Linked DNA regions of Homo sapiens: regions 2 and 3 are each linked to region 1. The links are chromatin contacts, found by Hi-C or POLR2A ChIA-PET in ENCODE. All regions are on one chromosome and are shown on one strand. Each heading gives the region's core, a stretch centred on a gene start or an enhancer-like site at or near the end of the contact. The rest is flanking DNA. Distances are from core to core; before and after follow the strand shown. Region 1 overlaps MCOLN2 (mucolipin TRP cation channel 2). Region 2 overlaps LPAR3 (lysophosphatidic acid receptor 3). Region 3 holds the start of DNAI3 (dynein axonemal intermediate chain 3).

Region 1 (3,894 bases), core at 645-3,144:
AAAAGTTAGGAATTTATTGTAGTCTTCACTGTCTGGGCTTTTATTATCTGTCCTTCTTCAGAAGGCTTTCCAGATATTTGAAAGGACTTGGGCATTGTGATCTAAGTTCTATCTGCTTTGGAGGGCACCCCAAGCCTAGTAATGCTGTGGTTCTTATAGACTCATGGAGTTACCACCTTGAACAAGATCTAGAAGAATTCTTTGGATTACCAGGCAGAGACTCTTGTTCTCTACCCTTTTTGTCTCCCTAACAAATGGAGTCTCTCTCTCAGTCCTGAGCCATCTAAAGCTAGGGATGGAGTGACACAAGCACCCCTGTGGCTACTACCTCTGTGACTACACTGGGTCAGACCTGAAGTCAGCACAGCACTGGGTGTTGCCCAAGGCCGGCTGTAACTACTCCCTGGCTACTTCCTGTGTCTGCTTATGGCTCTGGGGCTCTATAGTTAGCAGGCGGCAAAGCCAACCAGGCCTGTGTTCTTCCCTCCAGGATGCTGAGCTCCCCCAGGACCCTCCTGGGTCCAGAGGTGCTGTCCAGGAGTCAGGGACTACAATAAAAAACCTTAGAAGTCTACCTAGTGTTCTATTGTATCGTGCCTGAGCTGGCACTCAAATTACAAGATGCAGTTCTTCCCACTCTTCCCTCCCCTCCTCCAAAAGCAGAGGAGACCTTCCCCATGGTCATCACCACCAGAAGCCCATGGGCAGTACTGCCAGACTACCACTATGTTCTCTTAAGGCCCAAGGTCTCTTAAGTCAGCTTGTCATGAAGGTTGTCTGGCCTGAGACTCATCCTTCAGGGCAGTGGGCTCCCTTCTGGCCCACGGAAGGTCCAGAAATGCCATCCAAGAGTCAGCTCTTAGAACTGGGGACTCCAGGAGCCCACTTGTTGCTCCACCCCCCAATAGCCGAGATGAACCTGAAGCCAGCAAGTCTCAGAGGCTCACCCAAGGCCCTAGATGTAGTACCTGGGTATCGCTGCTGATTATTCAGTGCCCAAGGGCTCTTCAGTTAGCAGGTGATGAATGCTGCCAGGAATGGGTTCTTCCCTTCAAGGCAGTAGGTTCCCTTCTGGCCCAGGGTGTGCCTAGAAGTGTTGCCCAGGAGCTAGGGCCTGGAACAGAGGCATTATGACTCTGACCCTATCATGCTGTGGCTGAGCCGGTATCCAAGATGCAAGACAAAGTCCTCCCCACTCTTCTTTCTCCTCTCCTCAAGCAGAAGGAAGGGATCTTTTTTGGAGCCACTAGTTGTGCAGCCTGGGGTTAGGGGAGAGGTGATGTCACCACTCCTTTAGCCACCCTGGTAGTTTGGTAGATTGCATGCCCCTCTAGTCCACTGTTTCTGGGCCCAGTTCAGCACTAGGACTCGCCTAGAGTTGCAGTCCTTGTGGCCTAAATTGCCTTTCAAATTCACTTAGACACCCAGAGCACTTTAGCCTGCAGTGGTGAAGTTTGTGGGAACTCAAGTTCCAACCACAAGGACCTGTGATTCCCCTCTGGCTAGGGCTGGTTTAAATGTTCCCTCCGTGGGTGGGCATCAGCTGAATTTGGTCCAGTTTTCCTTTCTGCTCTAACCGGGCAGAACCGTTTACTGCCTCACAATTGCTGTGCTCTCCCTCCCACAGCATGCAGAGGCACTCTGCGCACCAGGTGGCCACTGCTGGGGCTGGGGGAAGGGTGGTATCAGTGCTTCAGGACTGTTTTTTCTACCTCTTCAGTGCCTCTTTTAGCAATACAAAGTTAAAAGCAGGTAGTGCAAGTGCTCACCTGATTTTTGGTTCTTATGAAAGTGCTTTGCTTACATAGATAGTTGTTAAATTGATGTCCTCTTGTGAGAGGATGATCAGTGGAGGCTTCTCTTCTGCCATCTTGCTCCACCTTCTGGGCTTTTGCAAGAATCTTTATGTCCTTTGCCTATTTCGCAAGGGTTATTTCCACGGAAACTAGATGATACATTCTAAAAATGCTTAAGTGGGCCCACATAAAACATAACTGGTGGGAATATGCTGAAAATCAATGGGGGTACCACCATGAACCCCCTAATTTGGGAAACTTGACAATTTCCCCAGGATGTCTCACATACCTAAGTGAAACACAGGCACCTGATGTTTTGTTTTGTTTTATTTACTTGAGACAGGATCTCCTTCTGTTGTCCAGGCTGGAGTGCAGTGGCAAAATCATAGCTCACTGCAGCCTTGAACTCCTATGCTTAAGCGAATCTACTACCTCTGCCTCCCGAGTAGCTGGGACTATAGGCATCCACCACCACACTGGGCTGATTTTAAAAAGTTTTTGTGGAGACAGAGTCTCACTATATTGTCCAGGCTGGTCTTGAACTCTTGGCCTCAAGTGATCCTCCTGCCTCAGTCTCCCAAAGTGTTGAGATTACAGACATGAGCCACTGTGTCAGTCCCATCAGATGTTACTGACCGAGTGAGGGCACCTTAGGTGTGATAGGTAACAATTCATATATTAAATCTTGGGAATTCTTTACTTCTCTATTTTCTAAATTAACACAATTAGAAGCCCTAATAGTTTCTTCTCACATACCAGTGAATGGTCTTGCATACGTCCTTGTGCACAAGGACCCCACTTTGGAGACAACTGCAGCAGGGGATAAAAACAACTTTCAGGCCCCTTGTCAAGTAGGGGGATCACATAAGCCAAAGGCAATAGCATCCTGGGCTGGTTAGCTTATTTGCTGACAAAATACCATCACTGAAACTGGTGTATTCATTTTCCTGGGGCAAAGGTCAAGAGCCTTTTTCTGTTCTCATAGGGGTTTATAACCCCAATAAGGTTAAGAATCACTGACATCTTGTTTTGTTTCAAAACTTCAGGCTTCCGTTAGACTCTTAGTCATTGTTTTGATAAAGCTGAAATTGCCCTTGATCATATGATAGCCTTAAACTTAGCCAATGTCACACAGTCCTGATTATTTGTGGAGAGAGTAGGTTTTCTTAATGCCAACCTCATAGTCCTGATTATCTGTGGAGACAGTAGGTTTTCTTAATACCTGACAGTAGCTTTGTTGTGCCTTCCTCCTGGTTTCTTACCACAGTACCAGTCTCAGCCTTCTTTTCTTTCATTTTCTATTCCAGCATCTCTGGCTTTTATTTAACCCACTGTATGGGTGGCTTTCTATTCTATTTCAGATCTTATTTTTATGCCTTCAAATACTATGCTTTTTTTCTTTGATATTTTGTTCTTTAGTGCTGCCATTATTAAGCTTATAAAAATCCAGATCATGCATTTCCTATGGGTTAATGAAACATAAATAATTCATAAAAGCTGTGATTGCTCTTATTTATTTCATGCAATTTCAATTGCATGACAGCCCTGTAGCTGATGGGTCTGTGTAATTTAGATCTTCATTGATTTCTGTTCCTTAAGTGGTTTTACGGTACAGTTACTTTCATTCTCCTGACTTATGTTACCACAAGTTAGCAGCTGTATGCTTTTCTTAAACTGTTGGTGATTTTCATTTGTGATGGAAGTTGCAGTATTTCTGCCGTCTGCTGACTTAATTTTTTTGTTTGTTTGTTTTTGTTGTTGTTTGTTTTTGTCCCCCAGGTTGGAGTCCAGTGGCACATTCTCAGCTCACTGCAACCTCTGCCTCCTGGGTTCCAAGTGATTCTTGTGCCTCAGCCTCCCGAGTAGCTGGGGTTACAGGTTTGTGCTACCATGCCCAGCTAATTTTGTATTTTTGGTAAAGACAGGGTTTCGCCGTGTTGGCCAGGCTGGTCTTGAACTCCTGTCCTCAAGTGATCTGCCTGCCCTGGCCTCCGAAAGTGCTGGGATTACGGGCATGAGCCACCATGCCCAGCCTCTGCTGACCTAATTCTTGGTTATGAAGCCTGGTTGTAATTTAAGACTCCTGTAAAACCCCCAG
Region 2 (3,894 bases), core at 615-3,114, 120 kb after region 1:
CCTTAAGAAATGCTGAGTGAAATGAACAGATTGTTGGCACACAGGGGCTCTCTTGTTGCTGTGCAGAGAGTCATATCAGAAGGAGGGTGATTCTTTTCAGAGTCAAGCCATCCAGGCACCAGTACTCAGTACATTGAGTCCGGGGGTGTTCGTACTTTTGTCTTGAAATGGCTAGTCCCAGGAGCACCTTTGTCACAGATGATTTTCCTGTGTGCTTCATGGCATTGCTACAGAGGCCTATGGGAGGGAGGCATTGTTTTCAGGGCAGGCCGTCAATCGGTGGGTGCAAAAATGCAGTTGCCACTCAGTTGCTGCCCCTACGCTGCTGTTTGACACATCCCTTCCTGTTCTGACGGGGAACGTGGGGACTGAGATGACCTCAGTGTCTGATGCTGGAAGGAAGACAGCTTCAAATTAAAAAAGAAAATCCCTCATATGGCACTCCATCCCACTTGTTCAAATGCCATCTTGACACCTCTTCCAACACCACATTTCCAGGAGTCTGTCTTCTTTCTTCTGTCTCTGCCATATGTAGCCATTTGTTACCTCAAGTCTGGCTCTTGGTTCTTTCTTTTCCCCCCACGCCACTGTTTCAGACACCTCCCTTGGCAGTCAGTTTAGAAGTGCTTTTCCCAAATCAGTGTTCTTGTTTCCAATGTAACCACTGCCCTGCCCTCTTACTTCTTCCATTTCCTCTGGTCCAGACCCCTTCAGTTCCATTACACCAAATGCACTCAGCTTCTTTTATTCCCCTCTCATGCCCCCTTCTTCAGAACTTCTGGCTTTTCTTCTTTTTAGAAAACTGAAACCTTCCTCTTAAGCTGAAACAAACAATTATTGAATATTTTCTGAGTGCAAGGTGGAGAAACATTTCTCAAATTTGACCTCTTTGAAAAGAAGGTATAGGGAGAGGTTCCAGTACCCAACTACATCCAACCCTCCTGCCAACACCCAGCCTCCTGGAAGGTTTCATGTTCCAGAACTCAGGAACACCCTCTCTTAGGGCTTTGATTTCTGCCAAAGGAGAAATGTGGTCATCGTCTGTGACTCAGGCGTCATATCACTGGGCTAATTCAACATCTGGAATAGTATGGTGTGTGCTGGCCAATGGTAGAATTTTATCAAATTCCATGTTAACATTGTACTTCGAAAATTTCAGCTGGGGACTACTATGTTCATTGTGTATCTATGGCAAACATGTTGGGTGGGAACTGGGAGTAAAGGGTGTTTGCTGGAATTATGCCCTGTCGTGGACCTAGGGATCAACACAGAAGCTGGGATAAGGGGTAAGGGAACCAAGAGTTATTGGCAGGAGTCATCTTCCCTCCTGCACTGACAGTTGTCCCTCCAGCCCAGCCACCTGCTCTCCCTCACCACCAGATTGTTGTTAACTCTGCAGAGTATGTGGCGGAAAGATCCCATTACCTCAAAGAATCAATACTGTTGAGAGATTTGACCAAGTTCACTTTGTAAATTACTGCAGCATTGTGGCTGCAGCTCTGGACCTTCTAGTTCCTGCTTCTTCTAGTGGGTCCCAACTTCTTGCCTTGGCAAAATATACCTGTCCTTGGATGCCTGAGTGACAGTGAATCACAACAGGCGTTGTTTTCATCAAGTCAGAGAATTTACTGCTCAGTGGTGAACCTATTTTATTCTTTATGTTTTTTTCTGCATTTTATATTTTCTCATCATAAACATTTATTGACTACCTTGCTAGGTTTTAGGCAGTGTACTAACTATGAGACATGGCCTCTACCCTGAAGGCACTGTGAATCTGTGCTTGCTCTAGTGGTTTATGGTTGTCAGGAAATGACCAAGATTTATGAGTCAACGGTTGTGTCACATGAGAGATAGATGACATGGAGGCAGACCTGTTCTGTGTGGCTTTTCCTGTGTGTGACTAATAGAGAACCCTATTTCCAGGCTTATTTGAGGAAATGAGAAATGTACTCAAAAAAGATAACTGAAGGCACAAAGAAATATACATAAGGGCTGAATGAGGGGGCCTAGGCTGAAAAAATGCTGTGGGCTTGGATGGTCCATGGAGGCCTCTTTGAGAAGGTAGAATATAAGCCTGATTTCAGTGTAACAGGTGGAGAGGAAAGGGGAAGGCATTGCAGATAGGAGGAAAGGCAGGGTGGGAGACAGGTATACATATGTCTAGGGAGGCCATGCCAGGGCCGTGGGTAGAAAGGGGAGACTGGGCAGACTGATTTCTGGAATAAGGAGTTTGAATAGTAATGACAATCTGGTTTGAGAGACATAAGGGAGCCAGAGACTGGAAGGCCTTGGATCCTAGGGTCCTGTGGACTTCATTGTCAGATATCTAAGAGAGACTAGGCAGATAACATGGGTATATGAATTGGGTCTGGAGTGGATATAAGGAAATAGGGAGGGGTGGTGCCTGTGGCTAACTAGACAGATCATGCCCTGTGTAAAGACAATCAGTTTCATTTTTTGTTAAAAGACCATGCAGGCCCAATTAAATAGGCCTGTGGCCAGTCTTCAGCCCACAGCTGAACTGCCTCATCTGGCAAGAAAGAGCCCATGTAGGATCTTGAGTGTTGAGAAGGTGGGAGTTGCAAAATGCAAAGCAGGGTTTTAGAAAGATGAGAGGTGGGTTGGAGAGGGAGAGATCACTTAGGAGACAATAGGAGAGTCCCCAGGATCTGGGGATGGGAGGTAGCTCAGATGCCAGAGAGAGGCAGAGCTGGTCCATCATGGTAGATGTTGTAGGAAGGCACATTTGTCAGCAGCAGCTAGAAGGCCCATCGGGGCTGCAGGGGAGGAGAAGAGAAGCAGGCCAGTGGGGCGTGAGCTTATGGAAATCTGGCAGGAGGCAGAGAGAGAAGAAGCAGGAAGAGGGATCCATCATGGGAACTAAAATTCAGAGGCAGGGTCAGGCAAGAGCAACACTTAATCAAGCCTTGCCACTTTCCCCAAGGTCTTTGAGCTTTGCCCTGTCTCATTCCCCAGCTGACCTCCCAATCTTTGCTTTCTTCATCTGGCATGAACTCCCTTAATTTCCCTTCCTTCATATCTGAGTCCACCTGCACAGGTCACATCCTTACCATCCTAGCTTTTCACTAGGGCTCATTCCTTCCAGCCAGGAGCTGGGGGATCCACGAGCCTACTCTTGTCCTTATTCTTGCTTTCCTATGAGCTTGATCGTTCAAAAATGTAAGCCCTGACCTTAACTCCCCTTCTAACTACTGCTCTGTCTCTCCCTCCCTTCACTACCAGACTTTTGTTCTTGGTTTTTTTTTTTTTTTCTTTTCTTTTCTTATTTAGAGATGGGGTCTCCCTATGTTGCCCAGGCTGGTCTCAAACTCCTGAGCTCAAGCGATCCTTCTGCCTCAGTCTCCCAAAGTACTGGGATTATAGGCACGAGCCAGTGTGCCCCGCTGATTTTTTTACTCTTGTTTATTTTCTTTTCTTAATACTTCAAACCGTAGTAAGCTAGCTTCTTCCTATACTACTCTAATACTACTGTGTTTGATTAAGCCACCATTGTCTTCCTAGTTGCCAGATTTAGTGATCTACCTTGACCTTCCTGTTATGTGCCTGCTTGCTTCATGCTCCCTTTGATAGTGTCTTCCTCCTTCTGTTCCTTCTCTGCTGCTTGTCCAGTCTCTCCCATTTCTGACCATCTCTGAAATGCCCTTTGTTCCTTCTCCTTTGGGTCCCCAAGTTCTTTCCAGGTGATTTTACTCCTGCAGCTTGAACCAACCCCTCCATGTGAACGTCTCTCAAAGCAGCCTCTCCATCCTCAGCCTTTCAGGAGATCCCAATCTCTGTTTCCAGCTGCTGTCACGTGCACACCTGGATGTCCTGGAGGCACCACAAGCTTCAGCTGCCCTGCAGACCTGCTCTACCTGTTAAATAGGATCTCTG
Region 3 (3,894 bases), core at 815-3,314, 89 kb before region 1:
GTCTATACTCTTGTTTCCTTCCTTCCATACCTATTTCCACTTCTTTCCAAGATTGGATATTCACTTATTTGAGTAGATGCTATCCTATTACTTCTCCCTTCCAAATATCTTCTGAATTCCAAGCCCTTCTCTCCCACAGCCTCCTCTGGTTCAGGTCTTTAACATGTCCTCCAAAACTGGAGCTCCAACCCTGTTTTGTGCCATGAACCTTTGGCAGCCTGGTGAAGCCCATGCATCAAATAAAAACATGGGATTACAAAGAAGACAGATTATATGGAAATATAGTTATTAAAATATTTTTTAAATTATGATAAAATAATTTGTACTTTATTAACACGTTAAATAACAAAATCTAGCTGTGGTTCTAATAACTACCTTAATTGTGAGGTAATGATGAGTATAAATAATATATTTACAATCTCTTTAATGTAATATGAAAAGAGTTACTAACAAAGTCACAGGCCTGTGAGTACTACTGTGGTTTGTTACCAATTGAATACATTTCAATTGGTGGTTAGTGAAAATAAATATGTAATTAAAAAAATCCACAGATTCTCCTCCCTGAATCCTCTGCCCTAGATCATGGACACTTAACTGGCCTCTCTGCCTCTGTTCTAACCAGAACAACTACTCAAGAGGCCAACCTCAGAGCTCTCCAAAAATGCATCTCTTATCAAGTCTCTTCCCTGTATAATGACTTTTTATGGGTCCCTATCATTCACAGTAGCATTCTCTTCCAGATTGTAGAAATGGAGCTCATTTGAAATGCAAATTTCCTGGACCTCCTTTGATTTTGCTGGTCTGGGTTGAGCCTGGGACTCCGCATTTTTAAAAGCATTGTGAGACAGTCTTGCACTGGTGGTCTATACACCAGATTTTGCAAAACAAAATAGAGTCTGAACTCACATAAGTATGGCCTTCAGTACTTTCACAGTGTGCCTCACTGCGTCAACCTTTCCAGTTCTATTCCAGCCTCACACGGTTTCCATTCATTCCCAAACAGTCGAGGACTTTCCCACCTCCCTCTCTGGAGAATCCCCTTCCCTCCCACCCCTCCTGCTGCTCCTGGTCCACACCATGCAGGCATCTCTCTGCTTGCTTCAATCTTTCTCATCATTCAAGGCAATTATGAACTTTTCCCCCAAAGCCGAAAGCCTCCCTGACTTCCTCACTCAGGCTGAAACAATCTTGTTCTCCCTGACACTTTCCAGTCATACTATGTGTAATTACTTATGTCAGGCCTCTGCAAAGGCAGAGGGCTTCAAACTCTGAGCTTCCTAAAAGATTGCTGTGAATTCATTTAGCATTCACCATACACAAGAAGAAGGAGAAAGTATTGCGCAGCAATTAGGTACTGGGTAAACTAGTCACTAGGGGAATAAGACAATGTCCTTACTTTCAAAGAGTTTGTGTTCCCTGTTCATCTTCCTCACTGTTTATCTACTCTAGCCCTTTCTAAACAGTCCTGAAGTAATCTATTTCAGCCCACATTAATCTTTTATTGTTTGACCCCCGCCCCTAGACGGATAATCAGAATCATGCTGTTTTGGCATTCATTCATTCATTCATTCATTCATTCATTCATTAACTGACTCATTCATGGTTTATTGAGTTCCTACTATGTACTAGGCAATATGATAGTCACTGGGTATATATAACATGGGAACAAGACAGTACATGCCCTTAAAGTTCTTAGAGTGTCGTTAACTGCTCTCTCGTTGCTATTTTTGTTTCCCTCACGAGGCTGGAAGCTCTTTGAAAGCAGGGAAAGACTTGTGTTTTTTGTAGTCTTCACTGCCACTAGCCTAGCACATTGCTGACACAGCGAGTGTTCAAATACCCTTGAAAGAGTGAGTAAAATACTTGTTTTCCAAGCCGCCTTTCCCATTCAGAGCTTCTCTTACCTGATACTGCTGATCTGAAAGAAAAGGAGCCTCTTTGCAGTGCCCTCAGGAAAAGCTCCTTCGAGAGCTGGAGGTGGGAGTTTGACTCTCCTCTCTCAGAAAAAGAAATCGCAAGGGCACAAACCGCAGCAACTCTGCCGACTGTTGCCAGGACGCATCTGTCGCTAAGAGAAAAGAGGCGAGTCCTCTGCGAGACTGACAGAGCATCTCTACCAATACAGTGTCCGCTCCCTAACAGTATCTTTCAAAGCAGACTTGTGATTGGTTGCCACTATGTGACGTCACTCAACGCGAACCGGGTGAGGCCAGCAGCTTTCCACTACCAAGGAAAGAGTTTTGTGTCTTAAGTATATTAATGACAGTGGCCCGGCCTGACCCCAGGTCTAACAGGCTCGGTCCATGCCTCACACCCACCGCAATCTCAGCCAGAGAAGAATCTTTCTGGGGTGTGGACCCTAGGAACCAGGAGAGAAAATGTTAAGGAGGCTGCCCGCTCAGAATCCTTTCGGGCAGCTTTCCTGCCCACCCCCTGCAGCGAGCTGGGCCCTCCTAGGGAGTGGAGAGGAAGCTGCGCCCCACTGGTTGTCGTGGGCGCCCCAGAACCCTAATGGGTTACATTTCCTTCTTGCCAGAATAACTTTTGTTTAGAATTTGACTCAAGCTGTAAATATGAGTCTCCGGGGAAGAAACTTGAATCCGTGAGTAACCCAAGGTTCATTTTATCTGTGATTAGGAGTCCGGTGGGATTCATACAGTGACGCTCAACTCTCTGAACACTGTTCTCCTCCTTTCCCTTAAAAAATAATTATAACTGTCTAATTTGTAAAGTGGCAGAATTTAATAAAGTAATGTAATTGACTGCTGTAATTGGTGTAAATAAATTTTCACACCTAATTTAAATAAAATCTTTAATTGAGAAAAGGCTGATCATTTATAACATATGAGAGTTCAGGGGGCTGCTGCGGTGGCTCATGCCTGTAATCCCAGCACTTTGGGAGGCTGAGGAAGGCAGATCACGAGGTCAGGAGATCGAGACTATCCTGGCTAACACGGTGAAACCCCGTCTCTACTAAAAATACAAAAAAATTAGCCAGGCGTGGTGGCGTGCACCTGTAAGTCCCAGCGACTCAGAAGGCTGAGGCAGGAGAATCGCTTGAACCTGGGAGCCAAGATCGCACCACTGCACTCCAGCCTGGGCGACAGAGCGAGGGTCCGTCTTAAAAAATAATAATAATAATAACTTCCTAATTTGTAAACTGGCAGAATTTAATAAAGCAATGTAATTGACTTCTGTAATTGGTCTAAATTAATTTTTACACCCAATTTAAATAAAATCTTTAATTGAGAAGAGGCTAATCATTTATAACATATGAGACTTTAAGGATCCTGAATGAAGATTTTTACGTTATGTGCAGAAAGATTATATAGATTCTTTCAAATTTCTGAAGAATTTGTGTTCACAAAATTCAAATGAATTTTACAATACAAATTATGAAGGAAAAAAACTAAAAAAGAGGTATTATCTAAACATTCTGACAACTTTTTTCCAGCTTGTCCACTCCCAGGAAGTGGAAGATTCGTTTTCCCCTGGGCTCAGTCTTGAGTCTTCTTTTGTCACTCTTCGCACTCTCCTGGTGGCGTCGGCATCATATATTCCCCTTAGCTTCAGCCATCACCACTAAACACACTGGACTTCCATTTCTACATTCTCAGCCTAACATATCTCTTAAATTCCATACCTGAATTTCCTCTAGCTACTGGACATTTCCAACTACCTGTGTAGTTCAGTTCATGTTGTTTAATAGATGCTAAATAAAGATTAAATGTAGTGAATGAATGAATGACCATAGCACCACAACTTAGCAGAGCCAAAGTCAACTCATTATCTTTCAGAAACTTTTTTTCCTTCTTTATTTTCTACCCTAGGTAATAGTATCATTGTCCATCAGTTGCAAAACGAAATCTGAAAGTCATCCTTGACTCCTCTTCT

What was found. Hi-C counts contacts between places; a loop is a spot of excess contacts on that map. ChIA-PET counts read pairs that join two places held with the same protein, here RNA polymerase II (POLR2A). Pooled maps may share reads with other maps.
Region 2: a loop to region 1 is called in a pooled map, with 3 times the contacts of the local background. The contact joins two enhancer-like sites. A Hi-C loop is called at or near these places in 1 of 37 single-sample maps with no recorded cell type and 6 of 50 pooled maps. POLR2A ChIA-PET finds 5 or more read pairs at or near these places in 2 of 52 experiments (GM12878 and activated T-cell).
Region 3: a pooled map shows a loop between it and region 1 (3-fold over the local background). The contact joins the promoter of DNAI3 here to the enhancer-like site in region 1. A Hi-C loop is called at or near these places in 1 of 168 maps with a recorded cell type or tissue (transverse colon), 2 of 37 single-sample maps with no recorded cell type and 7 of 50 pooled maps. POLR2A ChIA-PET finds 5 or more read pairs at or near these places in 3 of 52 experiments (OCI-LY7, activated CD4-positive, alpha-beta T cell and activated naive CD4-positive, alpha-beta T cell).

What each region holds. Positions count from the first base shown.
Region 1 is chr1:84,971,716-84,975,609 of GRCh38, reverse strand. The region is part of intron 1 of MCOLN2 (mucolipin TRP cation channel 2); the gene reads left to right. Among named protein-coding and RNA genes, the nearest start is that of MCOLN2, 23 kb to the left of the region's middle. Within about 2 kb of position 1,894, at least 2 of the 41 ENCODE cell types and tissues checked have a DNase peak (open chromatin) inside an H3K27ac peak, as active enhancers do; they include OCI-LY7, where a contact is called at or near this core.
Region 2 is chr1:84,852,486-84,856,379 of GRCh38, reverse strand. All of the region lies in intron 2 of LPAR3 (lysophosphatidic acid receptor 3), which reads left to right. Among named protein-coding and RNA genes, the nearest start is that of LPAR3, 39 kb to the left of the region's middle. RefSeq lists an enhancer at 1,708-1,957. Within about 2 kb of position 1,864, at least 6 of the 41 ENCODE cell types and tissues checked have a DNase peak (open chromatin) inside an H3K27ac peak, as active enhancers do.
Region 3 is chr1:85,060,497-85,064,390 of GRCh38, reverse strand. DNAI3 (dynein axonemal intermediate chain 3) reads right to left here and starts at 2,064. Exons shown (of 23, transcript NM_145172.5): 1 at 1,905-2,064. RefSeq lists an enhancer at 1,929-2,429.